Linked DNA regions of Homo sapiens: region 1 is linked to region 2. Evidence: chromatin loops called from intact Hi-C (ENCODE). Cell type or tissue: sigmoid colon. All regions are shown on one strand.

Region 1 (2,500 bases), 390 kb after region 2:
AAAACTTTTTAAAAGAGCAGTTTTATGTTCATAGCAAAATTGAGTGGAAAGTACAGAGAAAGTACCTTTACTCCCCTGCCCCTGCACAGCCTCGCCCTCTATCAACATCCCCACCAGGGTGATGCATTTGTTACAACTGATGAACCTACATTCATTGATTGGCGCATTGTCACCCAGAGTCCATAGTTTACATTAGGGTCCACTTTTGCTATTGTACATTCTATGGATTTAGATAAATATTTAATGACATGTATCCACCATTACATCATCACATAGAGCAGTTTGAGGGCCCTAAAGACAATGACACCTTAATTTTTTTTTTTTTTAGTTACTTGTTTTTAGCACTCAAAATTGCTTAAAAGTTTAGGAAACATGCTTGACATCTATAAGCAGAGGGCTTAAACGGGCACAGGGTGCCAAGAACTGCAGGACACAAAGCAACCCAAACCTGACCCTGTATCAGCATTCAAAAGAAAGCAGAGTGGTCTTGTGGAGTGGCTTTGTTAGCAAGCATGGAGAATCAGGGTGCCCTTGCAGGAGCCAGGGGACCTCTGGGAACAGGGTTTTGATTAGAAGTCAATGGTCATGGGGCTTGGAGAGACCGGTGAGTAATTTTCTATTTCAGCGTGGATAAATACAGGAAGCACCAAGACAGCTGAGCTCTGAAACGGCAGACAAAGGGCAAGATTTTCTTAAGTACTGGCTGAAGTGACTCTCCTCTAAGCCTGCTAATTAGGGGATTTAATCTCCCAGCAGGTGAAAAGGACAAAGGGCTTTTTCCATAGTGTTTTGCCAAATTCTAAGGTTAAGCACAGTCCAAAAGCTATTAGCCTTCTGCCAATATGAGAATGAATCACAAGTAATGTGAGGGAATTAAAATCAAGGTTAGATTAAGTCAAAAAATAATTAAAAACCATTTAAGGGAATCAGGAAGTTATGTGATGTGTACCTAAGTATTTCTTTTTCATTAAATCTTATTTCAAATTGTATATATTATCATTAATATGCACATGTTGGGGTGGTTTATGTTTAATCTGTAGAGGTTGTTATTTTAGTAAGGTTGTATATAAAATACTATGGAAAGAAGCATATGAGAAATAGAATTTGATGCTTAGCACTGAGAAGGTAATTACCCTGCTGGGAAGGACGCCTGACCTAGGGTCCCCTAACAGGCACCACCACCACCTGGTGGCTCTTGATGACGTTGCAGGAGTAAAGCCTCAGAGGAAGCCTTTAGCTTCTGGGGAGCATTTCTTACAAATTCAAATTTTTTTTTTCAGTGAATATGATTCAGTTGCTATACTGCCAAAGAGGAGAAAGGGTCTAATACTTACTGAGCATCTACTTTAGGACGGCAGCCAGTCTAGGGACTTTGTGTATCTCATCCTCCTAGCAGCCCTATGCTGTACATAATATCACCATTTTGCAGCTGAGAAAACCAAGGCCTAGCAAGATCAAGTGACTTGCTCAAAATCAAAGAACTGGGCCTGCCAGAGCTGTGGGCTGAAATCAGATTTGCCTGACTCCAGAGCCCATAGTCTTTGCAAAGCTTACTGCCTGAATTTGGCATAAGAAAGGGTGGTGAGACGCCTTATGACTTTTTTAAGGGATTGATGCAGAATTTAGACCCACAGTTAATGTATTCATTTTTGGGCACATTTAAGAATAAGTATTTGATATACCAAATTGATACACTGTTCATCTTTTGGAATAGTGGATGAGATCTTTTGCCAAGGTGGTGTGGGTATCCAAGATAAGTGAGAAAACGTTAAATCTGTTAGAATGTCAAAGCCTACAAATTAAGAAGATTTATTTATTTACCAAGTATTTATCAAGGATCTGTTTTATTCTAGGTATGGAGAAATACAGATGAATTGAATATGATTCCTGCCCACAAAGACCTTATAAAGTTATAGACATGTGACATCATATATTATACCTCTATTCTAACACACAACTTCAAGTAATCTTTTAGAAACAACAACCAAACAATTAAATAATGAAAATGTGGTACCATTCTTACCTGGCTTTCCTCCTATCTTATATAGCCTTATCCTTATTTTTTTTTTCTTTTGCTTGTTCAACATTAAGGTTCTGATTTTAGCTTTCTTCTCTTTCTACCCATTCTCTCCTGATGACCTTACTCATTTCTATTGCTTCAACCATAATTCACTTTATTTTTATTTTTTTATTGAGATGGAGTCTTGCTCTGTCACTGAGGCTGGAGTGCAGTGGCGCGATCTCGGCTCACTGCCAACCTTGCCAACCTCGCCAACCTCTGCCGCCCGGGTTCAAGCGATTCTTGTGCCTTAGCTTCTGGAATACTTGGGATTATAGGCATGCAACACCACACTAATTTTTTTTTTTTTTTGTATTTTTACTAGAGACCGGGGTTTCGCCATGTTGGCCAGGCTGGTCTCGAACTCTTGACCTCAGGTGATCCACCCACCTCAGCCTCCCAAGGTGCTGGGATTACAGGCGTGAGCCACTGCTCCCGGCC
Region 2 (2,500 bases):
CAGTCCAGTTTCAAGAGTGAACAGGCTGTGAAAAGACCTAGTATTGCTTTAGAATAAGTAATTGTGAAATGGAAAAACTATTAAGGGAAGAGAGCACAAATATTGGGTAATAGCAGTGGTTGGTCAAACTGATTCAGAAAGCCCTTATGGTTCAGTATATTTTATTTGGGTAAAAAGGGAGGAGTTCTCTTAAGAATGTTTAAATACATTATTTTAAAAAAATTGAAACAGAGTCCCACTCTATTGCTCAGGCTGGAGTGCAGTGGCTCATTCATAGCTCATGGCAGCCTCAAACTCCTGGGCTCCAGCCATCCTCCCACCTCAGCCTCCCAAGTAGCTGAGACTACAGGAATGTGCTACTATGACTGGCCAATTTTTAAAATTTGTAGTAGAGACAGGGTCTTACTATGCTGCCTAGGCTGGTCTCAAACTCCTGGGCTCAAGTGATCTTCCTGCCTTGGCCTCCCAAAGCACTGGGATTGCAGGTGTGAGCCATTGTGCCTGGCATAAATACATTCTTCAAAGCACCTGGAGTGCTGTTTGGGCTGGCAAAGCTCTGGGGATCAAGTCCCAGAATGATGCGTGCACTTCCTCACCAAAATAGTGCTGCTTTTCCTTCTGTCTGGGATGTCTAACCTGTCTCCAAGCTTGGCCCTCTGACCTGCAGGCTTAAGCTTCAGCCTGGACTCTTCTGTGAAGGCATTGCTGACCCCTTCAGAGAGATTCTAGAGTGATTTCCCAGGCCCCCCTGTACAGCGGTCCACCTGCATTATTTGCAATTGCCACATGGCCCCACATGTCGCCTCATGAGGCTGGGAACTCCCAAAGGCAGTGGCTAATAGGTGCTCAATAAATGCTTGGGAAAGGAATTCGTTGTTGCTTTTCGGATACTGGGGATTTAAAATAAATATTACAAAGTATTTTGGGAGAAAAATATAATGGTGTCTACTAGAGTTCAAAGCAATGTGCAACTCTGCCATAATTTTAAGCTCTTGGTATACTTGTTATCCTGAATGATGTCAAGTATTGTAATCCAGTTTCGTGAATCTACGACAGGACAACTAGCAGCTCTGGGGGAAGGAAGCACAAAACGCAGAAAGCAAAAGGAACCGCATCAAATTACAAGTAGAGCTAGGCAAGCGGCACATTGAAGAGGCTGCTTAAAACACACACGTGGGATGGCCACAAGGTGGCAGCTTAGAACCGTGACATTACGCATCGACCATTCAAAGACCGAACAGCGGGGAATGTGGCAGGCTGGAGAGTGGAGAGCGGGTTTATTGGGGCAATTAGAACCGGGAAAGGAGAAAGAGACCGTGATTTATTGTATTTGGTGCGCACATCCTTATAATTTTGTTTGCCCTAGAAAAAAGCACAGGCACACACACTTAAATGCATATACACAGCAAAGACTCATCAATTTCACTCTTGAGAAGCGTTAACCCCAGAATGAGTCTCCTGTGCAGTCGCGAGCTGGCTGTTTCCTGAGGTGGCCTCACGTCCTTCGTACCTTTTATGGCGTGCTTTTATAGGCTGTTTAAGAACTTTTTTTTTTTTTGAGACGGAGTCTCGCTGTGTTGCTCAGGCTGGAGTGCAGTGGCACGATCTCGGCTCACTGCAACCTCTGCTTCCCGGGTTCAGGTGATTCTCCTGCCTCAGCCTCCTGAGTAGCTGGGATTACAGGCGCACGCTACCATGCCCGGCTAATTTTTGTAATTTTTTTTTGGTAGAGACAGGGTTTCACCATGTTTGCCAGGCTGGTCTCAACTCCTGACCTCAGGTGATCCGCCTGCCTGCCTCGGCCTTCCAAAGTGCTGGGATTACAGGTGTGAGCCACTGCGCCCGGCCAGGACTTCTTAAGAGTACTTTTACTTTCTCTGGGGTTCATGTAACATATTTACTTTAGAACCTCACTAAGTTGCTACTCTACTCTGCTTATAAAAATATACATATAGAAATCCATATATTATTATAGACTATATACATCTATATTATACGTTATAATAATATGTAGCATTAATTGATGAATCAGGAAACCAGTGCTTTCTACTATGCCTTTGAAATAGTGGGTGCTTAATATATGTCTGCTGAACTGAAGGGAAACAGAATACATATTTTGGAAAATGGAAGGTGTGGACACAGTAGCAGAGGAATATTGCAACACAGTGTAGAGGATCATAAAGGGGCAAAAGGGAGAAGAGAATGTCTACCTCTCTGCCACTTCTCAGAGCTAACCTGCTGTACCCAAGGGTCCATGAAACTCAAGGTCCCATTCCCTAGTTTTTGTTTTGTTTTTTTGTTTGTTTGTTTTGAGACAGAGTCTCACTGTCGCCCAGGCTGGAGTGCAATGGCGTGATCTCCGCTCACTGCAACCTCCGCCTCCCATGTTCAAGCCATTCTCCTGCCTCAGCCTACCAAGTAGCTGGGATTACAAGCGCGAGCCACCAAACCCAGCTAATTTTTTTTTTTTTTTTTTTTTTTTGAGACTGAGTCTCGCTCT

Evidence for each region. A loop is a pair of places that touch in the nucleus more often than their neighbours do. Peaks named below come from ENCODE experiments on the same cell type or tissue, not always from the same donor. Only the 100,000 strongest peaks of a DNase experiment are listed, where the experiment ranks them.
Region 1: it touches region 2 in a loop (9-fold over the local background); 105 of 110 quality-filtered maps call a loop at or near these places.

What each region holds. Positions count from the first base shown.
Region 1 is chr18:32,548,259-32,550,758 of GRCh38, forward strand. No RefSeq gene overlaps it. Among named protein-coding and RNA genes, the nearest start is that of GAREM1, 79 kb to the left of the region's middle. RefSeq lists an enhancer at 277-830. In sigmoid colon, a CTCF peak has its summit at 1,218 (motif pointing left); a DNase peak (open chromatin) is centred at 1,180.
Region 2 is chr18:32,157,020-32,159,519 of GRCh38, forward strand. No RefSeq gene overlaps it. Among named protein-coding and RNA genes, the nearest start is that of MEP1B, 32 kb to the right of the region's middle. RefSeq lists a silencer at 1,163-1,212. In sigmoid colon, a CTCF peak has its summit at 1,179 (motif pointing right); a DNase peak (open chromatin) is centred at 1,202; H3K4me3 peaks cover 744 bases; H3K27ac peaks cover 609 bases.